6 separate regions of the Homo sapiens genome follow, and regions 1, 2, 4, 5 and 6 are each linked to region 3. The links are chromatin contacts, found by Hi-C or POLR2A ChIA-PET in ENCODE. All regions are on one chromosome and are shown on one strand. Each heading gives the region's core, a stretch centred on a gene start or an enhancer-like site at or near the end of the contact. The rest is flanking DNA. Distances are from core to core; before and after follow the strand shown. Region 1 holds the start of ZNF491 (zinc finger protein 491). Region 2 holds the start of ZNF441 (zinc finger protein 441). Region 3 holds the start of ZNF490 (zinc finger protein 490). Region 4 holds the start of ZNF823 (zinc finger protein 823). Region 5 holds the start of ZNF433 (zinc finger protein 433). Region 6 holds the start of ZNF844 (zinc finger protein 844).

What was found. A loop is a pair of places that touch in the nucleus more often than their neighbours do. ChIA-PET counts read pairs that join two places held with the same protein, here RNA polymerase II (POLR2A). Pooled maps may share reads with other maps.
Region 1: a pooled map shows a loop between it and region 3 (3-fold over the local background). The contact joins the promoter of ZNF491 here to the promoter of ZNF490 in region 3. A Hi-C loop is called at or near these places in 5 of 50 pooled maps.
Region 2: a loop to region 3 is called in a map of Right ventricle myocardium inferior, with 4 times the contacts of the local background. The contact joins the promoter of ZNF441 here to the promoter of ZNF490 in region 3. A Hi-C loop is called at or near these places in 2 of 168 maps with a recorded cell type or tissue (Right ventricle myocardium inferior and chondrocyte), 1 of 37 single-sample maps with no recorded cell type and 7 of 50 pooled maps. POLR2A ChIA-PET finds 5 or more read pairs at or near these places in 3 of 52 experiments (A549, B cell and MCF 10A).
Region 4: a loop to region 3 is called in a pooled map, with 16 times the contacts of the local background. The contact joins the promoter of ZNF823 here to the promoter of ZNF490 in region 3. A Hi-C loop is called at or near these places in 2 of 37 single-sample maps with no recorded cell type and 11 of 50 pooled maps. POLR2A ChIA-PET finds 5 or more read pairs at or near these places in 1 of 52 experiments (HCT116).
Region 5: a pooled map shows a loop between it and region 3 (4-fold over the local background). The contact joins the promoter of ZNF433 here to the promoter of ZNF490 in region 3. A Hi-C loop is called at or near these places in 5 of 50 pooled maps. POLR2A ChIA-PET finds 5 or more read pairs at or near these places in 3 of 52 experiments (AG04450, T-cell and WTC11).
Region 6: a map with no recorded cell type shows a loop between it and region 3 (8-fold over the local background). The contact joins the promoter of ZNF844 here to the promoter of ZNF490 in region 3. A Hi-C loop is called at or near these places in 2 of 37 single-sample maps with no recorded cell type and 6 of 50 pooled maps. POLR2A ChIA-PET finds 5 or more read pairs at or near these places in 5 of 52 experiments (Caco-2, GM10248, GM12878 and 2 more).

The regions. Positions count from the first base shown.
Region 1 is chr19:11,797,087-11,801,278 of GRCh38, forward strand. ZNF491 (zinc finger protein 491) reads left to right here and starts at 1,437. Exons shown (of 3, transcript NM_152356.4): 1 at 1,437-1,641. RefSeq lists a silencer at 429-598 and enhancers at 692-1,203, 1,429-1,528, 1,539-1,698.
Region 2 is chr19:11,765,687-11,769,783 of GRCh38, forward strand. It overlaps ZNF441 (zinc finger protein 441), which reads left to right and starts at 1,314. Exons shown (of 4, transcript NM_152355.3): 1 at 1,314-1,510. The coding sequence starts at 1,508. RefSeq lists an enhancer at 1,475-1,574 and silencers at 1,645-1,784, 2,235-2,344.
Region 3 is chr19:12,609,519-12,613,598 of GRCh38, forward strand. It overlaps ZNF490 (zinc finger protein 490), which reads right to left and starts at 1,295. Exons shown (of 5, transcript NM_020714.3): 1 at 1,046-1,295. The coding sequence starts at 1,162. ZNF791 (zinc finger protein 791) reads left to right here and starts at 1,402. Exons shown (of 4, transcript NM_153358.3): 1 at 1,402-1,564. The coding sequence starts at 1,562. RefSeq lists enhancers at 964-1,183, 1,514-1,573, 3,299-3,368, 3,813-4,080 and a silencer at 1,314-1,373.
Region 4 is chr19:11,736,349-11,740,293 of GRCh38, forward strand. ZNF823 (zinc finger protein 823) reads right to left here and starts at 2,598. Exons shown (of 4, transcript NM_001080493.4): 1 at 2,469-2,598. The coding sequence starts at 2,471. RefSeq lists enhancers at 1,972-2,101, 2,492-2,571 and silencers at 2,172-2,321, 2,582-2,776.
Region 5 is chr19:12,033,811-12,037,926 of GRCh38, forward strand. It overlaps ZNF433 (zinc finger protein 433), which reads right to left and starts at 1,869. Exons shown (of 4, transcript NM_001308348.2): 1 at 1,727-1,869. The coding sequence starts at 1,729. It overlaps ZNF433-AS1 (ZNF433 and ZNF878 antisense RNA 1), which reads left to right. Exons shown (of 3, transcript NR_134929.1): 2 at 1,744-1,962. RefSeq lists silencers at 1,404-1,523, 1,534-1,583, 1,824-1,983.
Region 6 is chr19:12,061,639-12,066,185 of GRCh38, forward strand. It overlaps ZNF844 (zinc finger protein 844), which reads left to right and starts at 3,093. Exons shown (of 4, transcript NM_001136501.3): 1 at 3,093-3,238. The coding sequence starts at 3,236. RefSeq lists an enhancer at 3,178-3,267 and a silencer at 3,358-3,537.

The DNA of each region.
Region 1 (4,192 bases), core at 187-2,686, 810 kb before region 3:
TGTTGGATGCATATATATTTAGTATTACTATATTATCTTGCTGAATTGATTCTGTTATCAGTATCTCATGATCTTCTTTGTCTTTTTGTACTGTTTTTTATTTAAAGTCTATTTTATCTGATACAACTATCACAACTCTTGCTGAAGCACAGTGGCGAGATCATAGGTCACTGAAGCTTCAAACTCCTGGGCTCAAGATCTTCCCACCTCAGCCTCCCGAGTAGCTGGGACTACAGGTTCAGGACACCACGCACTGCTAATTTTTAAATTTTTAGTACAGACGAGGTGTGGCTCCGTTTTCCAGGATGATGAACTCCTGGGTTCAAGCAGTCCTCCCGCTTCAGCCTCCAAAAGGGTTGGGATTATAGGCGTGAGCCCCCGCACCCTGCCTGCAAGTCTTTTAATTCACTTCAATTATCTTAGAATTTTCCTTCCCCACTTTATACATACGTACAGTGGAACTGAGGGTGTTTGTCTCAGGTAACCGATCAATGAAGTGAATAACCTGTAGGGGGCAGCAGAGCCTAAGGCCAGTGACACCCTGCTGAGGCCAGTCTGGAGCCGGCAAAGGGAGGGAAAGGGAGCTCCCCTGGGTGTTTCCCGGGCAGCCTGCCCTCTACTGCAGGTGGCCTCCAGCTGCTCAGAACAGCTGCGGAAGGAATGTGGATCCTGAGAAGCTACAGAGCCCTGGAAAGCAGGAGACTCACGTGCAGGTGCACTTTGTGTAGGGGGGTTGGGGGGAGGTTCTGTCCTTACTGGGGCTGTACCTAGAGCCTAGGGACGTTTTGCGGGGGCAGTGTTTGGTTTTTACGTGCAAAGGGTCCCGGCGACAGACTGTAATTTGTACATACAAAGATAATCTGTGAAGATCAGGCTCAGTAAGATTTGTCTGACATGTCACCTGGAGAAAGGGTTTGTGAAGGTAATAGTTTACTTAGGTTAGAAGCTTAAACTGACCCCAGGTGAGAACTTCTGCTGGTGAAAATGAAGTCTAGGGGGAGGAAGCGGTTCCATATTCAGGGGTGGGACGGGGGGAGTGTGAGGAAGTCTCATCCCCAATTCCCGCCCTGTAGAGGACACCTGCCTCTCCCTCCTGGTGCAGTCTTGCCTGGCCTGGCCTGGCCTGGATTTCCTTCCTGCTATGAGGCAAAGGAATGACTCCATTGAACACCGAGTCTGGAATTCCCAGCACACATTTCTGAAAGATCGAGGAAGCTAACAGTGCCCCTTCTAACAATAAGTAGCAAGTTTGGCTGAAATGCAGATAGCCAACGACCAGGGCGCAGGGAGTGAGCTTAGCCTTAGAAAGGCTGTAGCTAGGATTAATCAGCCGGGCTCTGCAGGGCTCCGTTACCCAGGGCTTACCCTGTCACTCAGGGCTGAGGGGCGGAGCCTGGAACCCCATCCAATCAGGGGCCCTGGGACGGGGCCCTGCCAACTGTCAATCCGGGGAAGCAGAAGGCCGCACTCAGAGTCTCTGCACTCCTTTGTTGCTGGGGTCCGTTGCGTTCTGCATCCAGTCCTTGCTGCTCCGAGAGGCCCCAGGTGCCTCCGCCACGGCTCCTGTGACGCTGTCACCTGCGCTGTGACCTGCTCCGGAGTCATAAAGAGGACGCCGGGACACCAAGAAGCAGGGAAATGGTAAAGTGCCCGGCCTAGCGTCCAGATACGTGGAAGAGGGGCTGGGTGGAACCAACAGGATCCTGCTGTGGCGGGACCCAGGCCTCCGCTCGGGCGACCCCGGCGATTGGGACCCGCGTCCCCCATGGCGTGGCTTGGCCCTCGGTCCGCTCGGCCGCCAGGTGGGGCTGGGCCCGCAGCTGGGACCCCGGGCGTCCTGTCCCGTCCCTACGCGGCGACTGCGGCCCCGGCCCCGGAGTCCTCTCTGGGCAGCTCCGCGCCCGCAGCCCGGCGTCTTCCCAGATTGTGCGGGGGCCACGGGAGGGTCATGGGGGGTCGGATGTGTCCCGCCTTTCTTCTGCTAAAAATTAAACTGAGGCTCTGTTAACAGTTAAAGAGTTTGTTGGAGCAACAGCGATTCCGAGTGAGAAACACCCGGTCATGGCTTGTGATTGAAGAAAAGGCTTTTATAAGTTGCATGAGGAGGCAAACAGGATTAAATACTTGATTAGTTACAGTGATGCTGTCGCCGTATGTGGACTTGTCAACCTGAAATAAAAGAATCAGATTCCAGTTTTTTAAAGTTTACTCAAGCAAGAAGCTGGGAATGGCCCATTTGGGAAAACACAGGATCCACGGAAATGGGCTCAGTGTTTCAAATTTAAAAGTTTAAGTTCTTGCTTATATAGGCAAGAAATTTAACAGGATTACAACGTTTTTTATACAAGGCTAGTTTGTGAGGCACAACAATTTAATCAGAGTTTGGCCCGCCCCCCTCCCCCCGCCCCCATAGAGCTTTTTTTTTTTTTTCTTTACATTTGGGTTTCATTTCCTTTCCAATTTAAAAGAGTATATTTAACATTCCAGCGTAAGGCAAGGTGATGCCAGCGTGGACAACATGGCGAGACCCCGTCTGTACAAAATATTTTAAAAAATTAGTCGGGTATGGCCGGGCGCGGTGGCTCACGTCTACAATCCCAGCACTTTGGGAGGCCGAGGCGGGCGGATGACGAGGTCAGGAATTCGAGACCATCCTGGCCAACATGGTGAAACCCCGACTCTACCAAAAATACAAAAATTAGCTGGGCGTGGTGGCACGTGCCTGTAATCCGGCTACTCGGGAGGCTGAGGCAAGACAATCGCTTGAACGCAGGAGGCGGAGGTTGCGTGAGCCGAGATGGTGCCACTGCACTCCAGCCTGGCGACAGAGCGAGACTCTGTTAAAAAAAAAAAAAATTAGTCAGGTATGATGGCCGCTTCTGTAGTTAGTCTGGAGGCTGAGGCAGGAGAATTGCTTGAGCCCAGGAGGTGAAGGCTGCATCAACGACAGTATTGAATTTACAGCTAATAGGCAAGGTGAGGGAGAGGATGGAAGTTGGTTTAGTGTCAAGAATTAGGGAAGAGATTGTCAAACGTAGGGAAAAGGGACTTGATTGGATATCAGGTTTGGGGGAATTTTCTCTAAACTCCCTTAGAAGGGTTTTTGCTACCACAGGGCTCTGCAGGAAAAGGCCAAAGTCTACTCAAGAAGAGGGGGGCTCTGAGGAGCCTGACTAGTTTGATCAAAGAGGGAGTTTTTGGGACCCCTCTCCCAGCCTAGTTCTTCCCAGGTATGACAGTAAATCCCTAAATTTCTGGTTTTCTCCTCACATTCAAAAACACCAACTTCCCCTCGCCAATTGACATCCTTATCAATTATGTGTTTCCCATGCTACATTTGAAACAGCTGCCATATTTTATCATTTTTCCACAGACAAATGAATAGCACTATTTAAAAATGTTATCAACACCTCTGAAAATAAGGAAAACTTTTTTTTTTTTTTTTTTTTTGAGACAGTCTCACTGTGTCTGTTGCCCAGGCTGGAGTGCAATGGTGCTATCTTGGCTCACTGCAACCTCGGCCTCCTGGGTTCAAGCGATTCCCCTGCCTCAGCCTCCCAAGTAGCTGGGATTACAGGCATGTGCCGACATGCCCGGCAGATTTTTGTATTTTTAGTAGAGACACGGGAAAGAAAACATTTTTTAAAAATTTTAGTCCAGGCACAGTGACTCACTCCTGTAATCCCAGCACTTTCAGAGGCCCAGGTGGGAGGATTGCTTGAGCCTAGGAGTTCAAGACCAGAGTGGGCAGGGCAACATAGCAAGATCTCATCTCTACTGAAAACAACCAAACAAAATAGCTGGGCATGGTGTCATATTCCTGTAGTCTCAGCTACTATACTCGGGAGACTAAGGCGGGAGGATCGCTTGAGCCCCGAAGATCCAAGGCTGCAGTGAGCCTTGAGGGCACCACTGCACTCCAGCCTGGGAGACAGGGTGAAAATTTTCCTCAAAAAAACAAAAACTTTAGGGCTTGGCATGCTGGCTTACACCTGTAATCCCAGCACTTTGGCAGGCCGAGGTGGGAGGATCACTTGAGTCCAGAAGTTTAAGACCAGCTCAGCAACATAGAGAGACCCCGTCTCTATTAAATAAATAAATAAAATTTTAAAAAGAAAAAAATTATATTTTGTTTATGAATATTTTTTATGAGAGGAAACTATTCAGTAACTACCCAAAATGACATTGGGTA
Region 2 (4,097 bases), core at 64-2,563, 840 kb before region 3:
CTTTTTTTTTGTTTGTTTTTAAATAGAGATGGGGGTTTCACCACATTGCCCAGGCCGGTCTTGAGCTCCTGAGCTCAAGCAATCCACCCACCTCAGCCTCCCAAAGTGGTGGGATTGCAGGCATGAGCCACGGTGCCTGGCCTCATAATGCTTTTATATCTGGTATTCTTCATAAAAATATGAAGATGAATGTTTTCAAATTCAAAGTCTAATGTCTCAGCCTTTGATTGAAGCATTTAATTCAATAACATTTATAGGCTTGATGGAAGGAGCATTTCCACGCTGTGTTTAGGAGACAGGAGGGCAAATTGAACTCCCAGAGTTAAATCCATTAGTGCCCCTGACTCATCCCCAGGTTCTGATCCACCCTAGGGCTCCATTTCAGGAATTATCGTCTGGCCTCCAAGCTTTGGAATATGTTTGGCCTCCTGAAAGTGGTTGACTTGTGAACTGTGTGTGGATGCAGCAGGCTGCTTATCTGAGCTAGTTCAAGTTTTTGCTTTATAAAATATTGCCGCCATATAATTCCAGTTTTTCCACACATTTAACAATTTTATTTATTTCTTTTTTCTTTTTTCTTTTTTTTTTTTTTTGAGACGGAGTCTCCCTCTGTCTCGCCCACTCTCTCACTGCAGCCTCTGCCTTCCAGGTTCAAGTGATTCCTCTGTCTCAGCCTCCTGAGTAGCTGGGACTACAGGCGTGCGCCACCACATCCGGCTAATCTTTGTATTTTAGAGACGGGATTTCACCATGTTGGCCAGACTGGTCTCGAATTTCTGACCTCAGGTGATCCACCTGCCTCAGCCTCCCAAAGTGCTGGGATTACAGGTGTGAGCCACCACGCCCGGCTTTGTTGGGGTGTTTTTATATTCTGCACTGAAAATTAGTAGATTGAGACATAAGGTGGGAGAAAGGCTTGGCCTGTGCAGCCAACAGCCTCATCCAAAACTCCTGATTCCTGGAGGACATCAGCCCCTCCCTTCTGCTGCAGTGTGGCCTGGGCTCCCTTCCTGCTCTCAAATCAGGGGATAGCTCCACTGGACAGTGAGTCTGGAATTTCCTGCACAGACTTGTGGGTCCCTGTCCAAGAGGAAAAAGGAGGAAGGTCAGGACATACTGCCTAAATGCAAATGTCCCCTGGGAGGGGGTCAGGTCACAGCGCAGGGAGGAAGCTAGTCCTCTCAAGGCCTGTCTGGAATCTGTTTATCAGGTTCCACTCCGCTGCCCGAGATCGCTTCTTCCGTTACTCAGTGCCCGGGGGAGGGACCTGGCGCACTATCCAATCAGGGCCGCGGGGCGGGGTCGTGAGAACTGTCAATCAGGCGCACTGACCGGAGGAGGGTGCAAGGTTCAAAGAGCCCGCCGAGTCTTCTCCACGCCCCTGCACTGGGCTCCGGGTTCTGTCACTGAGAGACGCCCTGGAACGTCTGTGGCAGCTTCTGTCTCGCTGGGACCCGCACTGACAGCGGGAGGCAGAGGGAGGAACCTGGACGCCGGAAGCCGGGAAATGGTGAGTGTGTGAGGTCTGGTGTCCCGACGCGTGAGAGGAGAGACTGGTTGGAACCGGCCGGAACCGGCTGTGGTGGCACCAGGTCTTCCCCGCCGGCGACACCCTGGCGCAGCTCGGCCCTCGGTTCCCTCGGCCGCACGATGGGGCTGGGGCGGCAGCCGGGACCCCGGGCGTCCTGTCCCGTCCCTGCGCGGCCACTGCGGCCCTGGCCCTGGAGGCCTGTCTGGGCAGCTCCGCGCCCGCAGTCCTGCGTCTCCCCAGATTGTGCGGCTGTAACCGGCACAGGTTCGCGGCCCGAGTCACTGCACCGAGACGCCGAGGGCTGCAGCAGAAACAGTTTAATAGGGGGAGAGGGGAGGACACCCCAGATCCGCCTTCCTGAGAGGTTTGGGGATGGGGTGTTTAGGGGTGTGGACAGGGGCGGCTGGGGCGTGGGGTCGCTGGATGGTGGGGAAGTGAGGGGTGACTCTTGGGACTGGAGGTGAAGAAACCGCATTCTTCTGCTGAGTGGGTTCCCTTGTGGGGTCTTCAGCCTGGTTGGCGCCAGCCTTTCCGCTGGAATTCAGGATCTGAGAAAGAACTCAGGCGACTCTTGAGCAACTCTCAGAGATCTCATCCCCAAGCACAATGGCGAAGCCGGCGGTCAGCATCTGCTGTGGCCTGACTCTTGGGGAGGCGGCCCCGCGAGGCAGCGGGGCTGAGGGCACCTGGTTAATATCTAACTGCAATCTCGCCTCCAGCCTGGCTCGCAGTTCTGTGAACCCGGTGAGGAGGCTGCACGGTGATGACAGGTCACCAGGCAGACTCGTGTGTGGGGTTTGTGTGTGGGAGGAGTTGTGGTCTGTGTGGTCCCCTGTCCCTTCTTTCTTCCCAAGGGTGACCCGTTCGCCTTCGAGTCTTCCAAAGATGTGGGCAGCAGGGTCTCAAGTCCACCACTGTGTTCTCTCATCCTAACTCCTCCTAGGGCCGACAGAAAATCCCTTGGCTTCCAGAGCCTTCCTCAGGCTTTCTCTCCTCAATTCACAGCAACTTTATGAACTCCTTGTCCCCCAGTTTATTTTTCAAACAGAGGCTAGTATTTTAATTGTCATTTTGTTTATACATAGCAATATATGGCTCTTTGTAAAAGGTTTTGTGTTTGTGAACATTTCACATGAGAGGAAGCAGAGAAAAACCACCAGACATTTCGCTGTAAAAAAAATGAATATTAATAAATAAAATCTTTGTTACTGTCCTCCCTTCATCATCCCTAGACAGAGACACCTTTTGAGAATGTCTTTGGATTAAGTTTCCTCTTTGGAAACGTTACAGAGTGATGAGTCCCCAGCCCATCCTCTATGGTTTCCTGGTCCTGGGTTTCAGAGCTGCCTGGGGCCACCCCAAGATGCCCACAGCTGCCAAGTCTCTTGTAGTGTCAAGTGAATATCAGTCCCTTTGTCACTCCTCCCAGAGGACACCCTGAGGTGGAGATGGTGGGACCTTGTAGGGAAGCAGCATGATGCCCTGTAGTGGGAGGAGTCTCCTGGTATACCCTTCCTCAATAAGCTACTTCCTTAGAACACTCAGCTTTTCTTCCCCCATCCCTTCCTTGGGGATATATGGCTGGTCAGCCAATTGGATGGTGGTATTAAGGGGACAGGACTGAAATGATTCTTCCCTTCTGATGTTCTCAGACTAATGAAGGGAGAAAACTATCCCTAAGGACAGGAAAACCAACTCCACTGAGGTGGTGCAAGAACCTGAAAAGCTAACAATGTAGTGTCTCCTGGGATCATGGTTATTGAGCACTTCGGTGAGCAGCATGGTGATGGGGGATGTTCCAGGTGATAGGAGGACCTGACTTGACACACTCTGCACCCATAGGGAGGTGGTGAAAGGAGATGATGGTATAAGGGATGCATATGGATCAACCAAATTGAAGAACTGGGAGAAGATAGAGAACTAGAAACTGTGTCAAGGGTCATAAAACCCCTTTTTTGGTATGGAAAAACGAAACCACACTCAAAATGGAAGCTGAGGTAACAAACTGAGTAAAAATTAATGAAAACTGGAAAGTCTATAGTTAGTTGATCATTGTATATGGAGATGCTGGGCAGAAGATGGATTATTCTCCTGTAGGTAACCATTTGTCTCCATCATTTCTGTTGAAGTGTCCCTCATTTGTATCACTGCCTGGCAATACCTGCTGTGTCATAGGTTCTTGTACCTTAAGTAGATGCTCTTGTTCCAGAATTTGCCATTTTTCATTGGTTTATGTATCCATCAGTCTGCTAATATCATACTCTCCTGATTACTATAGTCTTCAAAGCCTTGATGTGTGGTAGAGAAAGACCCTTCCTAACTTAGTCCTTTGGGTTGCTATAACAAATTTACCATAGACTGCATGCCTTACACAACAGATATTCATTTCTCAAAGCTATAAAGGCTGAGAATTCAGTTTCAAGCAGCAGGTCAGTTGTCTACTAAAGGACTCTTTTTTTTTTTATTTTTTATTTTTGAGATGGAGTCTTGCTCTGTTGCCCAGGCTGGAGAACAGTGGCATGATCTCAGCTCACTGCAACCTCCGCCTCCTGGGTTCAAGTGATTC
Region 3 (4,080 bases), core at 45-2,544:
TAGGACTACAGGTGAACACCATACCCAGCTAATTTTTAAAAATTTTTTGAGAAATGGGGTCTCGCTATGTTGCCCAGGCTGGTTTTGGGCTCTTGGTCTTTCCAAGTTCTGTAGGGACACTTTAGAAAACTTATTTGAGATAAATTTCCTTCCACTTTACAGCAACACGGATGGAACTGGAGGCCATTATCCTAAGTGCGATGATGCAAAAACAGAAAGTCAAAAACTGCATCTTCTTACATATAAGTGGGAGCTAAACAATGGGTAAACATGGACATACAGAATGGAATAATAGACACTGGAGATGCCAATAGGTTGGACAGAGAGGGGGGATGAGGGATGAAATATTACCTATTGGGTACAATATACACTCTTTGGGTGATGGGTGCACTAAAAGCCAGACTTCGCCACTATGAAATATATCCACGTAACACAAGTGCATTTGTAACCATAAATCTACAAAAATAAAAATAAAAATGAAAAGCAATAAAAACATGCTTAAACTAAAAACAAACAAACAAAAAAACAACGAAAACAAACCATTTCCTTCCAGAGTAAAACGCAGTTTACTGAGCACGTCTCATAGATCGTGATTGGTCTGAAGAGTCCCTGTGCCCAGGTTAGGGTTGCAATTTACCACCCGAGCCAAGTGCTCGGGTGTCCTACGGATTGTTTTTTCTTTCTTTCCTTTTTTTTTTTTTCTTGGGATGGGTTCTGGCCATGTTGCCCAGACTGAACTCAAACTCCTGGAGTCAAGCGATCCACCCGCCTCAGCCCACCCACCCCCCGACCTCCCCCACCGCCCCCACCACGCAGTAGCTGGGACTACGGGTGTGCGCCACCAAGCCCTGCCTTGGGGTTCCTTTTCTAAAGTGCCAAATGTGTGGAGGTGGGGAAAAGAAAGGTGGACGCCTCAACGCTGTTATGGTCAAAGATTAAAATGCAACCACACTTTTTATTACACATGATGGGGTAACCGTCTGTTTATAAACAAGGGTCACTATTCCACGAGAGGCCTTACAACATTATGCCAAGCCCCTGGTACCTGGAGGACATCAGACCCTCCTGTTCCTGTGCGGCCTTGACTAGACGACCACTTGCTCTGGACTTGCTCCTCGAGGGGTCGCTCCATCTGGAAACTGAGACTGGAATTCCTGCGCATCCCTGTCCCCGCATCCAGAAACACTGCAGGAAGACTTCCGTGTCCGACCCGAGATCCGGAACAATTTCTGCTTCAACACAATTGTCCACGGAGGGCACCAGTTCCGTCCCACCGGCGGAAGCGAGATCTGCCTAGCTACTAGACCTGCTGCCTAGCTGTCATTCGGACAAAAAGGGGCGGGGCTGTATAATTGTCCAATCAGGGGCGGCGCCGGAAAGGAGGGTACGGCTACGCTGCGCAAATGCGTGCTACGTCACTGTGCGATCGGGTTGTGCTTAGCTTGGGGTCTCCTGGCCCCTTGACGCGTCAGGTTGCTGTACCCCTGCATCGGATGCGCTGTACCCTGCGCTGGCTCCGTGAACCTTAGGGACAACACCGGGACACCCGCGAGGCCGGAAAATGGTGAGTGTGCAGGGCCGGACTAGTTGGAACCGGCCGTGATCGCGGGACCCGGGCCTCCCCACGGTCACCTCCGGCCGCAGTGTGGGGCTGGGCTGGCAGCTGGAACTCCAAGCGTCCTGTCCCGTCCCTGCGCGGCGACTGCGGTCCCAGCCCCGGAGCCCTCTCTGGACAACTCCGCGCCCGCAGCCCCGCGTCTTTCCCAGATCGTGCAGGGACCACGGGAGGGTCCTGGGGAGAATCCCGCCTTGTGTGTTTGGTTTGTGTGGGAGGAGCTACAGTCTGGGGTTCCCAGTCCCTTCTTTCTTCCCAAAGGCTGTTTCCCCCTGAGTCTTCCAAAGATGTTGGAAGCAGAGTCTCAAATCCACTACCCTGTCCCCCCAGCCTAGCTCCTCCCACGGCGGGCCATTAATCCCTAGATTTCCGGATCCCTCCCCGAATTCCCAAACGCCTACTTCCGCTCGCCAGTGGAAAACATCGTCACCAACTCTTTGTCCTGTGTGGTGCATTTCAAACACACGCAGTATTTTAATAATCTTTTTTCCAATAGATGCCTCTTTTAAACGATTTATTTCTTGTTTGTGGATATTTTACATCAGAGAAAAATCAGAAAAATTATTCACTTGGAACTAATCTGCATAAAATGCTGTGGCCCTCATCCTGGTACCTTTCCAGGGCACAGACATCCTATGGGAACTCCTTTGCGTTGAGGTTCCTTTTTGTAAACTTTCCTGGGTAATCTATCTTTTCAGCACAGTTTCAGATTGGCACTGTCCCGCCTTGGGTTTATGACCTTGAAAAGATTTATTCACTCGAATGTCATTTTTCCAATAAATATAAAATATATGTTATCAGAAGAACTTGAGAGACAGTACAAAATATTTCCAAAGGGCAAAAAAGAAATGAATCTCAGAAAACAAAAAACATCCCAATATTACATTTGTTAAAAATTCTTTGTTCTTTCCCTGAGCACATGGAATATGTTTCTCAGGTCTGTTCTTTTAGTTTGATGTTTCAGATGGTATTCCAGGACTTAAACTTGCAACATCTAGAAGCATTCAGATAGAAGTAATACTTTTGTAAACTATTTATTGCCATGGAAATAATTAACTGACATTATTATTTTCTTTTTTTTTTTTTTAACAGATGGGGTCTGGCTGTGTTGCTCAGGCTGATCTTGAACTCCTGGGCTCAAGCGATCCTCCACCCTCAGCATCCCAAAGTGCTAGGATTCCAGGCATGAGCTACTATTACCGGCCCAACATTCTCATTTTCTGAAAGCAATAGTGGGTTTTCTTGTTAAATGGCTTAAAATTTTCTTGCTTCCTTCCTTTATTTATTTATTTATTTATTTATTTATTATTTATTTACTTTTTTTTTTGAGACGGAGTCTAGCTTTCTCGCCAGGCTGGAGTGCAGTGACACGATCTCAGCTCACTGCAACCTCTGCCTCTCGGGTTCAAGCGATTCTCCTGCCTCAACCTCCCAAGTAGCTGGGATTACAGGCACAAGCTACCACGCCCAGCTAATTTTTGTATTTTTTTTTTTTTTTTTTAGTAGAGAGTGTTTCACTATGTTTCCCAGGATGGTCTCAATCTCCTGATCTCCTGACCTCATGATCCTCCCGCCTTGGCCTCCCAAAATGCTGGGATTACAGGCATGAGCCACCACGCCAGGCCTTTTGCTTCCTTTATACGTAAACACTGTGTTTAAGTAATTCTGCTGGATTTTTTTTTTTTTTTTTTTTTTTAAAGACCAAGTCTTGCTCTTTTGCCCAGGCTGGAGTGCAGTGGCACAATTTTGGCTTACTGCAACCTCCGCACTTGGAAGCTGAGGAGCCACAGGCAGATGCTGTTAGGGGAAGAGGGGAGGATGTCTGAGGTTTTAATTGTGGTTTCCTTGGGTGTGTTTTTAGACATTACATTTGAGTTTCACATCTGTAAGGTAGGTACACTGAGTGTAATTGGTGCATATTGACAGCCATTCTCCTGCCTTAGCCTCCCAAGTACCTGGGATTACAGGCACACACCACTATGCCCGGCTAATTTTTTTGTATTTTGAGTAGAGGCGGGGTTTCACCATGTTGGCCAGTCCGGTCTCGAACTCCGGACCGCAGGTGATCCACCCGCCTCAGCCTCCCAAAGTGCTGGGATTATAGGTGTGAGCCATCGTGCCAGGCCTTCTGCTGGATGTTTAAGGAACAATCCTTAAGAATTTAAGGGCCCGGCACGGTGGCTCATGCCTGTAATCCCAGCACTTTGGGAGGCCAAGGAGGGCGGATCACGAGGTCAGGAGCTCGAGACCATCCTGGCTAACATTGTGAAACCCCGTCTCTACTAAAAATACAAAAAATTAGCTGGGCGTGGAGGCGGGCGCCTGTAGTCCCAGCTACTCTGGAGGCTGAGGCAGGAGAATGGCGTGGACCTGGGAGGCGGAGCTTGCAGTGAGCCGAGATCGCGCCACTGCACTCCAGCGTGGGTGACAGGGTGAGACTCCATCTCAAAACAAAAAAAAAATTT
Region 4 (3,945 bases), core at 1,348-3,847, 870 kb before region 3:
TCTACTAAAAATACAAAAGTTTTAGCTGGGCATGGTAGCATACGTCTGTAATCCTAGCTACTCAGGAGGCTGAGGTGGGATGATTGCTTGAACCCAGGAGGTTGAGGCTGCAGTGAGCCAAGATCCCACCACTGCACTCCAGCCTGGGTGACAGAGCGAGACTCCGTCTCAAAAAAAAGTAAATAAAAGTTTTAAAAAGAAATAAAATATAGGACTAAATATGTAATGAGTTTGCTGAAACCCAACTTGTTCTTGTCTCTTTGAACATACTTTATCTTCTTTATTAAGCTCTAATGATAAAATGCATTTTGCAGTTAATAAAAAGCTGAAATGAGTGAACAAATCTTTTCAAGATGACAAATGCAGGGAGGGGCTGACTGGAACACAGACAAATCTGACTACTTTAGTGTCAGTTCAGGTCCTCTTATCACTTGGGACATCTCCCACCCCAGTGCTGCTCACTGAACTGCTGAGTAATTACCCTCCAAGGAGAAGCTCCCTCAATACCGCCAACCAGCTGGCTCATCAGCCATGTGTCCCCAGGGAATGGAAACTGGGGTGGGGAAGAAAAGCTGAATGTCTTAAGGGCTTTGCTTTTTGAGGAACAGTATACCAGGAAACTCCTCCCACCCCACGACATCCAGCTGCTCCCCTATAAGGTCCCACCCCCCACCTCTGGCTGTCCTCTGGGAGGAGTGACTCAAAGCTGATATTCACTAGACACTACAAAAGACTTAGCAGCTATGAGCATCTTGGAGCAGCCCCAAACAGTTCTGTAACCCAGGACCAGGACACCATAGAGGGTGGGCTGACAGATCACCCTGTGCCATTTGCAAAGAGGAACCTCGACTGAAAATATTCGGGTATCTCTGTGTAGACAAGATAAAGGACAGCCACACATGCACTATTTTTTTTTTCTTTTTCTTTTTTCTGAGACGGAGTTTCACTCTTGTTGCCCAGGCTGGAGTGCAATGGCGTGATCTTGGCTCACCGCAACCTCCGCCTACCGGGTTCAAGCAATTCTCCTCCCTCAGCCTCCCAAGTAGCTGGGATTACAGGCATGAGCCACCACCCCGGCTAATTTTGTATTTTTAGTAGAGACGGAGTTCCTCCATGTTGGTCAGGCTGGTCTCGAACTCCCGACCTCAGGTGATCCGCCAGCCTTAGCCTCCCAAAGTGCTGGGATTACAGGCGTGAGCCACCGCGCCCGGCTTTTTTTTTTTTTTTTTTTTTTTCACACTGGAGTCAAGTGGTTATTCTTTGCTTCCTCACATGTGAAATGTTCACAAACACAAAAACACATCTTTTAAAAAGAGCCATACATTGCTATGTGAAAAGAAAGTGACAATTAAAATAATGCCTCTGTTTGAAATATTGCCTGAGGGACAAAGAGTTCATAAAGTTGCTGGGAATTGATGAGAGACAGTTAGCCTGGGGAAGGCTCTGAAAACCAAGAGATTTGCTGCCAGCCCTAGGAGGAGTTAGGATGAGGGGATAGGGTGGTGGATTTGAGACCCTGCTGCCCACATCTTTGGAAGACTCGGAGGGAAACCGGTCACCTTTGGGAAGAAAGAAGGGACTGGGGAACCCACAGATCACAGCTTCTCTTCCAAAGCACAAAGCCCACACACACGAGTCTGGATTCTGCCTGGTGACCCTCCGTTGTCACCGTGCAGCGTCCTCACCGGGTTCACAGGAACTGCGAGCCAGGCTGGAGGCGAGATTGCAGTTAGATATTAACCAGGTGCCCTCAGCCCCGCTGCCTCACGGGGCCGCCTCCCTGAGAGTCAGGTCACAGCAGACGCTGACCGCCGGCTTCCTCATCGTGCCCGGGGATAAGATCTCTTGAGAGTTGCTCACGGGTCGCCTCAGTTCTTTCTCGGATCCTGAATTGCAGCGGAAAGGCTGGCGCCAACCAGGCTGAAGACCCCACAAGGGAACCCACTCAGCAGAATGCGGTTTCTTCACCTCCAGTCCCAGGAGTCACCTCTCACTTCTCCACCAACCAGCGACCCCACACTCCAGCCGTCCCTGTCCACACCTCTAAACACCCCATCCCCAAACCTCTCAGGGAGGCGGATCTGGGGTGTCCTCCCCTCTCCCCCATTAAACTGTTTCTGCTGCAGCCTTCGGCGTCTCGGTGCAGTGACTCGGGCCGTGAACCTGTGCCGGTTACAACTGCACAATCTGGGGAGACGCGGAGCTGCGGGCGCGGAGCTGCCCAGAGAGGGCGCCGGGGCCGGGGCCGCAGCGGCCGAGCAGGGACGGGACAGGACGCCCGGGGTCCCGGCTGCCGCCCCAGCCCCATCTTGCGGCCCAGGGGACCAAGGGCAGAGCTGCGCCAGGGGCACTGGGATTTGCAGACCCCGGAGTCGCCCAGGGCGAGGCCCGGGTCCCCTCACGGTCGGTTCCGGCCGGTTCCAACCTGCCCCTTCTTTGCCTCGGGACGCCGGGCCCCGCACACTCACCATTTCCCAGCTTCCAGGTGTCCGGGTGTCCTCCTTAAAAGCCAGTGTGGGTCCCAGCGCGACAGACGCTGATACAGACCTTCCAGGGCGTCTCTCTCTCAGCGCCAGAGCCAGGACTCAGAGCGCAGGGGCGTGGAGAAGACTCCGCGGGCTCTTTGAACGTCGCACCCTCCTCCCTGCAGCGTGCCTGATTGACAGTTCTCACAATCCCCGCCCCCTCATCCCTGATTGGATAGTGCTCCAGGTCCCGCCCCTTGGTGGCTGATTGACAGAAGAAGCGATCTCACAGTGCTGAGTGGAGCCGGATGAACAGGTTCCAGGCACGACCCTTGGCAAGGCGGGCTTCCTCCCAACGGAGTGACCTGACCCCTCCCGAAGTGACGTTTGCATTTTAGAATTTCCTGATTGTATTCAGTGGGTTCTTCCTGCTTTTTCCTCCTGGACAGGGACTCACAAGTGTGTGCAGGGAATTCCAGGCTCCCTGTCCAGTGGAGCCATTCCCGGACCTCGGAGCAGGAGGGGAGCCCGGGGCACACAGGCCACCCTGCAGCAGGAGGGAGGGCCTGATGTCCTCCAGGGATCAGGAATTTGGGATGAGGCTGTTGGCGACGTTGCCAAGCCTTTCCCTCACCTTATCTCTCAATCTACTCATTTTCAGCCCAGAAGATAAAAACAGGACAACAAAATAAAATAGTTGAGTATGTGGAAAAACTGGAATTATATGGCAGCAATATTTCATAAAGAATCAAAAGAGAAGAAAAGCAAAAACTTGAACAAGCTCAGAGAAGCAGCCTACTGCACTCACAGTTCACAAGCAGACCCCCTTTCAGGAGGTCAAACATATCCCCAAGCTGGGAAGCCAGGCAATGATTCCTAAAATGGAGCTCCGGGGTGGATCAGAAGCTGGTGATAAGGGAGGGACAATTAAGAATTTTACTCTGAGGTCTCAAAATACCTGTCCCCTCTGCACAGCGTGGAAATGCTCCCTCCTTATGCCATTAAATGTTAATGAATTAAACGCTCCAATCAAAAGCCAAGACATCACACTTTGAATTTGAAAACATTAGCCTTTCTCCATATGTTTATGAAGTAAAAATACTAGACTTAAAAGCGTTATGGCCGGGCGCGGTGGCTCACGCCTGTAATCCCAGCACTTTGGGAGGCTGAGGCGGGTGGATCACCTGAGGTCGGGAGTTTGAGACCAGCCTGACAAACATGATGAAACCCCGTTTCTACTAAAAACGCAAAATTAGCCGGGTGTGGTGGCACGCTCCTGTAATCCCGGCTCCTCAGGAAGCTGAGGCAGGAGTATCGCTTGAACCCGGCAGGCAGAGGTTGCAGTGAGCCGACATCACACCACTGCACTCCAGCCTGGGCAACAGAGCGAGGAAAAAAAAAAACTCCATCTCAAAAAAAAAAAAAAAAAAGCGTTATGAACTAGAAGCTGGTAGCCATGGCTAAATAGAAAGGAGCTGAA
Region 5 (4,116 bases), core at 619-3,118, 580 kb before region 3:
GACTCTGTCTCCAAAAAAAAACAAAAACAAAAACAAATAGTTGATACTACAAATTGAAGAAGGAGAGTTGGTGTCTGCAAATTTTAGAAAGGAACTGAAATTTTAGTATTGTACTGCAAGCTCTCCAGAGGTAGGCCAGGGTCACAGGGTGGAGGGTTTGAGATCTCACTTCCCATATATTTGGAAAATGCAGAGAAGTACCAGTTAACTGGGGAGTGTTGAAAATTTTGAATAAGAAGTAATTAAACTTAATGCCTATAGTACTCTAAGATCTTGGCCAAGAACATGGAAATCAAATTCAAATGCTATTCATATAAAGTACTAACTTATGTGACGGTATGTGGCCTGAGAAAACAATAACAAGTTACTAATTTATTGGGAAATGAAATATGGGCTTAACCAGGTACAATTGGTCGAGTAACCTCTGATTATACAACCAAAAATTTTCCACTGTATGGTCTGTGAAAATAAGTAATTCAAAAATTGAAGCTGTTGGAACTCTAAATTATCTTGAAGTTTAAAGTAATGTGACTCTGGAATTGAGTCACCTGACACTGGAAAGAGCCAGCTGGAACCCTCCCACACTTGACTACAGATTAACCATCAGACAGGCTTCACTATACCTGGACAGGCCTCATTATACCCGCTTCCTTTAGGAGTTTCCACATAGCCACTGACCCACCTTCATGTTAAAACAGACATCAGCCAACTGGAAACACAGACTCTCTGTGACAATAAGAAACCAAATTACAAACAAGACCTAAGGCCATGCAAGGCAAGAGGTAAGTCAAATCTTAGAATTCACAAAATCTAAAGAAACAGGTCTTTTGTTTTGGGTGGGATGAAATCATATGACAGATACCAGACCCTCTTCACTTAAGCAATCCTTCCTACCGCCTCGAAGTTTTAGACAAAGCTTCACACTCTCCACCAACGGCCACCTTCAGAATCCCTCAACCACCTGCACCTTCTAACCCCCCTTCCACAGGTCCCGCCCTTTCTGCCAAAGGAACTTACACCTTTCCAGGCATTGATGCATGATTCTCCCTGCAATTCCTGTCTCCCTGAAATGAATAAAAACAGTCTTGAGCCGCCTCGGGACCACTTACTTCAGGCCTCCTGGGGTTGTGTTTTCCTCAGCTGAGGCCTCTCCTATTCGGCTCTGAATAAACTTCTTTAAGTTATTTTACACAGCTTGGCATTTTCCGTTAACAAATTACAAGCCAGGACTGGGTGTTTATCATTCAGGAATCTCAAAGGAACTCTAATTATTAATATATTTTTTAAAACCTATTCTGAGAAGCAAAACTATAATTGTTAACGTGTCTCAGTTTAATTTTTAAGAGGAGAAAGGCGCTACTGGGGACCCCACAGCCCACCCTCCTCCTACACAAACCCCCACACCCGAGGCGGGATCCCCCCATGACCCTCGCGTAGTCCCCGCACAATGTGGGGAGACGCGGGGCAGCGGGCGCGGAGCTGCCCAGAGAGGGCTCTGGGAACTGGGTGACAGTCACCGCGCAGGGACAGGACGAGACGCCCGGGTCCCGGCGGCCGGCCCAGCCCCACTGTGGGGCCAAGGGGACCAAGGGCCGAGCTGTCCCACGGGAAATCGGGTCCCAGACCCCGGAGTCGCCGCGGGGAGGCCCGGGTCCCACCACAGCCGGTTCCGGCCGGTTCCAACCAGCTCCTCCCCCGCCTCGGGACCCCTGGCCCGCACGCTCACCATTTCTTGCCTTTCAGGTGACTCCCACGACCAGTGCGGGTCACAGCACAGGCGACAGAAGCTATGGCAGAGGCACCTGAACCCTCTCGGAGGGGAAAGCCAGGCTCCCAACCTCAGCTCGCCGCCTGGAGCCGGGAACCGAGGAGAGCAGGGCCTTCGCCCTCCCCGATGGACACTCGGCAGGCCCCGCCCAGCGCCCCTGATTGGACGAAGCGCCGGGCCCCGCCCCCTCAGCCGTGAGTGACAATAGAAGCCCTTGGTAACGGGGCTCTGAAAACGGGTTTGACCGGATCCAGCGATAGATTCTTTAAGCCAGAGGTCTGTAACCTTTTTAGCACCAGAACCGGTTTCGTGGAAGACAGTTCTCCTACGGGGGCAGATAGTTTCGGAATGAAACTTCCACCTCAGATCAGGCATTTTATCCTCATAAGGCGAACCCAACCTAGATCCCTCGCATGTGCAGCTCACAATAGGGTTCGGGCTCCTATGACAGACTAATGCCTCTGCTGATCTGACAGGAAGCATATCTCTGGCGATAATGCCCGCTGGCTCGCCCGCCAGCCGCTCACCTCCTGCTGTGCGGACTGGTTCCTTACAGGCCATGGACCGGGGGTTGGGGACCCCTGCCATAGAGTACTGTTGAATAGAAACTTTAGCTCGTCCGGCGGTGGGCTGGGGGGGTGGGGGTAGCTCATGCCTGTAACCCCACCACTTTGGGAAGCCAAGGCAGGCAGATTGCTTGAGCCTAGGAACTTAAGCCCAGCCTGGGTAACATAGCAAAACCCCGCCTCTACAAAAAATACAAAAATTAGTCGGGCGTGGTGGTACATGTTTGCAGTCCCAGCTACTCGGAAGGCTGAAATGAGAGGATCGCCTGAGCCCAGAGAGGTCGAGGCCACAGTGAGCTGTGATTTTACCAGCCTGGATGTCAGAGTGAGACCCTGTCTCCGAAAAAAAAAAAAAAAAAAAAGACAGGGAATTGCAGTGGAGTTTAATATACATAGAGCCGGCTAAATGAAAGAGAAGAGTTTTATTTTTATTCAATTCTGTCTCCCTAAAAAATGGGAGGCTAGGTTTTGTTTTTTTGGTTTTTTTTTGAGACGGAATCTCTCTGTCGCCCATGCTGGAGTGCAGTGGCGCAATCTCGGCTCAGTGCAACCTCCGCCTCCCGGGTTCAAGCGATTCTCCTGCCTCAACCTCCTGAGTAGCTGGGATTACAGGCATGCGCCACCATGCCCGGCTAATTTTTGTATTTTTAGTAGAGACGGGGTTTACCATGTTGGTCAGGCTGGTCTCAAACTCCTGACCTCATGATCCACCCGCCTCGGCCTCCCAAAGTGCTGGGATTACAGGCCTGAGCCCCCGCACCCGGCCGAGGCTAGGGTTTTAAAGATAATTTGGTGAGCAGAAGGCTGGAAAATGGGGAATGCTGATTGGTCGCGAAAAGGATATCACAGGAAGTCTCAGCTGTCTTCTTGCACTGAGTCAGTTCTTGGCTAGGGGCCACTGGAGCAGGTGAGCCAGTTTATTGGTCTGTGTGATGCCAGCAAATTTATCAGAATGAAGGGTCTCAAAAATACCTCAAACACCAATCTTAGGTCTTACAACAATAATATTATCCACAGGAGCAAGTGAGAAGGTTGGGAATCTTGTGTACTCTGGCCGCATATTTCCTGAACCATAATTTCTAATCTTGTGGCTAATTTCTTAGTTTTACAAAGGCAATCTGGTTCCCAAGCAAGGAGACAATTTCTTTACGGAAGCGGCAGTTATGACTTTTGCTTTAAAGCTAAACTAAACTCCTTCCAATATTAGTAAGACCTATACCCGGGAATGAACAAGGGTAGCTTGGAGGCTAAAGAAAAGATGGAGTTCGCTTAGATCTGATCTCTTTCACTGTCATAATTTTCTCACTGTTATAATTCTTGCAAAAGGGTTTTCAGATGTAGAGTCATACTTTTAGCTCCTGGCAACATTTATGTTGGAACTCTTATACAGCAACTAAATCACTGGAACAGGATAATTGGTTGAGGATTTACTAACTGCTCCATCAGGTGGAAGTGGCACTCCTTACTAATTTACCTGAAAGCACTATTTCCTGAGCCATGGAGACTGAGTATAGCAATGATATGTGATCTAAAGAAGTTCCCACTCTGCTTCTTCTCTGCAGTGAAGTCCTGCCAGGCACGTTACTACTTCCACTGCCACTTTTTCCTCCTCCAAATGTGGCTAAGCAATTACTTCCCTTATGGAAGACTGTACAAAGATGAAAACATGGCTAGGTTGATGGGGTCACTCTGAGACAAGGTAGACTTATGTTATACTTTTTGCAAAGGTGACTTCAGATATGGAATCATAATTTTAGCTGCTGGCAGCAATGATGTTGGAAT
Region 6 (4,547 bases), core at 1,843-4,342, 550 kb before region 3:
AATTATAATTTTTATGTGAAATTACTGTGTGTCACAGAAATGACCAGACCTTAATAATGGATGTTCTTCGCCGGGTGCAGTGGCTCAAAGTGCTGTAATCCCAGCACTTTGGGAGGAAGAAGTGGGTGGATCACGACGTCAGGGATTCAAGACCAGCCTGGCCAACATGGTGAAACCCTGTCTGTACTAAAAATACAAAAAATTAGCTGGGTGTAGTGGTACATACCTGTAATCCCAGCTACTCAGGAGGCTGTGGCAGGAGAATTGCTTGAACCCAGGAGGCAGAGGAGATCTAGACCATCCTGGCTAACACGGTGAAACCCCCTCTCTACTAAAAATACAAAAAAAAAATTAGCCGGGCGTGGTGGCAGGCGCCTGTAGTCCCAGCTACTCGGGAGGCTGAGGCAGGAGAATGGCGTGAACCCAGGAGGCGGAGCTTGCAGTGAGCTAAAATCGCACCACTGGACTCCAGCCTGGGTGACAGAGCGAGACTCCGTCTCAAAAAAATAAAAATAAAAATAAAAACCCGGGTGGACAAGAAACAAAAAATAAAAAGAATTTTAAAACTGTAAAACTGTTGTTGAGTACTAATGTGCTCATAACTATTGAGCAGAACAGAAGTTTATGACATAGACTGAACTAAGGGAAGACTAAAATAATCTTTTTATAGCTTTTTGTTTAAAATATTGCTAATTCTTTTGTTTTTCAAAGTCCAGAAAAACTTTTTTTTTTTTTTTTTTGAGATGGAATCTCACTTTGTCACCCAGGCTGGAGTGCAGTCACTCAATCTCAGCATCTCGCTCACTGCAACCTCCACCTCCCAGGTTCAAGTAATTCTCCTGCCTCAGCCTCCAGAGTAGCTGGGATTACAGGCACCCGCCACCAGGCCTGGCTAATTTCTGTATTTTTTAGTAGAGACTGGGTTTCGCCATGTTGGCCAGCTGGTCTTGAGCTCCTGACCTTAGGTGATCTGCCCGCCTTGGCCTCCCAAAGTGCTGGGATTACAGGCGTGAGCCACCGTGCCTGGCCATAGGTATCACTTTCTTTACGGCCCAGAACAAATAGCCCTCCTAAACAAATAATGTACATAACTCACAAATTTCTTGCTTACCATCAAAAACCTTGATTTATCAAACATTTCAGGTGACAAAACAATGCAAGTTCCCAAGTTGCATTCTATAAAATCTCTAGCAAACCTTTGTTTCTTTGCAGCCGGCTCCCTTCTGCTGGTTCTGCCTGTTGCCTTCTTGCAAGGTACTTTCATATTTTCCTTAATAAATCTGCCTTTTTTTTTTTTTTTTTTTTTTTTTTTACCTACAACTGTCTTGGTAAATCCCTTTTTTTTTTTTTTTTTTTTTTTGAGATGGAGTCTTGCTCTGTTGCCCAGGCTGGAGTGCAGTGGCACAATCTCGACTCACTGCAGCCTTTGCCTCCCGATTCTCCAGCGATTCTCCTGCCTCAGCCTCCTGGGTAGTTGGGATTACAGGCGCCCACCACCAAGCCCGGCTAATTTTTGTATTTTTAGTAGAGATGGGGTTTCGCCACATTGGCCAGGCTGGTTTCAAACTCCTGACCTCAGGTGATCCGCCCGCCTCGGTCTCCCAAAGTGCTGGGATTACAGGTGTGAGCCACATCGCCCGGCCAGTCTTGATAAATTCTTTTACCCTTGCGCCACTGGCCCAGATAGTAGCCACTCACCCACAACATAGATGAAGACTCCCACAGAGAGAATGGATGCAAAATGCTTCTTTTAAGAATTTCTGGCCGGGCACGGTTGCTCACGCCTGTAATCCCAGCACTTTGGGAGGCCGAGACGGGCGGATCACGAGGTCAGGAGATCGAGACCATCGTGGCTAACACGGTGAAACCCCGTCTCTACTAAAAGCACAAAAAATTAGCCAGGCATGGTGGCAGGCGCCTGTGGTCCCAGCTACTCGGGAGGCTGAGACAGGAGAATGGCGTGAACCCGGGAGGCGGAGCTTGCGGTGAGCCGAGATCGCGTCACTCACTCCAGCCTGGGCAACAGAGCAAGACACCATCTCAAAAAAAAAAAAAAAAAAAAGCAAAACCAGAATTTCTTACTTATTTTGTTTTTTGGTCTCACTCTGTTGCCCAGGCTGGAGTGTACTGGTGCAATCACAGCTCACTGCAGCCCTCGACTCCTGGGCCAAAGTGATTCTCCTGCCCTGGCCTCCTAAAGTGCTGGTATTACAGGCCCCAGCCACCTTGCCTGGCCTCTTTCCAGACTTTTTTTGTTTTTGTTTTTTTTGAGACGGAGTTTCATTCTTGTTGCCCAGGCTGGAGTCCAGTGGCATGATCTCGGCTCACTGCAACCTCCGCCTCCCAGCTTCAAGTGATTCTCCTGCCTCAGCCTCCCACATAGCTAGGATTACAGGCGTCCGCCACCACGACTGGCTAATATTTTGTATTTTAGTAGAGATGTGGTTTCACCATGTTGGCCAGGCTGGTCTCGAACTCCCGACCACAGGTGATATACCCGCCTCGGCCTCCCAAAGTGCTGAAATTACAGGCGTGAGCCGCCGCGCCCGGCTTTCCAGACTTTTAAAAGTGTCAGACTCTCAATTTCTCCCGGATCAGGGAAAGGGAAAAGGGGAGAGGGGGCATGGCTTCACTAATGGAAATACTCCATAGACGCAAATTTCACCCCCCAGAAGACAGTTGTGCAAGGGCAAAGCTGCAGCCATTCGAAATTGCCAAATAAATATATTTTGGAATAAAATATTTTAATTGCTTTCACCTCTATTAAACATAGAGTCTGGAACTCCCTGCACACACTTATGACACTGTGCAGGACGAAGAAGCAGGGACAGACCATTGACAGAGCCACTTCTAGTAATTAAGACGAGCAAGTTTGGCCGAAATGCAAATTTTCAAAGAGCAGGGCGTAGAGAGGGAACTTGACCTTGGACTGTGGCTTGAAGCGGTCAGTCCTGCTCTGCTTGGCCCTGTTACCCAGGACTTCTGCTGTCACTCAGGATGCAGGGGGCGGGGCCTGGCGCTCCACCCAATCAGAGTCGCCGGGGTGGGGCCCGGCCAACTGTTTATCCGCGGGTCACATTGCCGTTCGCCTCAGTCTTTGGCCCCTCCCGCCGGGTGAGGTTGGCACCCCGTTTTTCCTGCTCTGAGAGGGACCGGTTGCCACCGCCATACTTCTGTCGCCCTGTCGTCTGTGTTGTGACTGCTTTGGACGTGGGAGTCACCTGAAAGCCAGGAAATGGTGAGTGTGAGCCCCCGCTGGGAGTCCCGAGACTTGGGGGAGGGTAGGCGGAGGCTGGTTGGAACTGGCTGGAACCGGCTGTGCCGGGACCCGGACCTCCCCGCGGCGACTCGAGGTCTGGGGCCCGAGCCCCGCTGGCGCAGCTCGGCCTTCGGTCCATTCGGCCGCCGGGTGCGGCTGGGCCGGCAGCCGGGACCCCTGGGCGCCCTGTCTCGTCGCCGCGCGGCGACTGCGGCCCCAGCCCGGGAGCCCTCTCTGGACAGCTCCGCGCCCGCAGCCCGGAGCCTCTCCATATTGTGCGGGGCCACGGGAGGGTCATGGGGGCAATCCCGCCTTGGGTGTGGGGCTCGTGCGGGAGGAGCTGCGCTGTGAGGCCCTCAGTGCCCCCTTTCTCCTGTTAAAACTTAAACAGGCCCGGTGCTGGGAATAGAGGCGTGAGCCACCGCGCCTGGCCTAGCGTGGAGAACTTGTGACAGCGGATAAATGTTTTCCCTGCTGTCTGTGGCTTAGAGCTTGGCAACTGCTGTCGTGTTTTTGTTCACATCATGATCAATGTGTACTAGATGCTTTGTTGTTGTAATCGCCTGAGGGGTTCTTCCTGCCTGTGCTGCAAAAAGAAAGACCAGGGCATTGCAGTAAAGAAAATGTTTGACACGAGATGGACCACGCAACGCCGAAGACGGAGACAGAGTTAGCACTCAAATCAGTCTCCCCGAAGGCTTATAGTTAGGGATTTTTCTTTAATATTTTTTTCTTACAATTTTTTTTTTTTTTTTTAAGACAGAGTCTCGCTCTTTTTTGCCCAGGCTGGAGTGCAATGACACGATCTGGGCTCAGTGCAACCTCTGCCTCCCGGATTCAAGCGATTCTTCTGCTCAGCTTCCCTAGTAGCTGGGGTTACAGGCACGCCACCACGCCCTGCTGATTTCTGTATTTTCAGTAAAGACGGGGTTTCACCGTGTTGGCCAAGGTGGTCTTGAACTCCTGACCTCAGGTGATCCGCCCGCATCGGCCTCCTAAAGGGCTAGGATTACAGGCGTGAGCCACCTGGCCCGGCTAAAAATTGTTTTTTAAACAAGGTCTCACTCTGTCGCCCAGGTTGGAGTGCATGGCGCGATCACGGCTCACTGCATCCTGGACCCACCTGAGCAGCAGCTCAGGTGATTGTGCTGCCTCACCCTCCCGAGTAGCTGGGACTACAGGCGCAGGCGGCTAATTTTTGTATTTTTGGTAGAGATGGGGTTTCGCCATGTTGCCCAGGCTGGTCTTGAACTCCTGGGCTCAAGCGATCTGCTCACCTCGGCCCCCC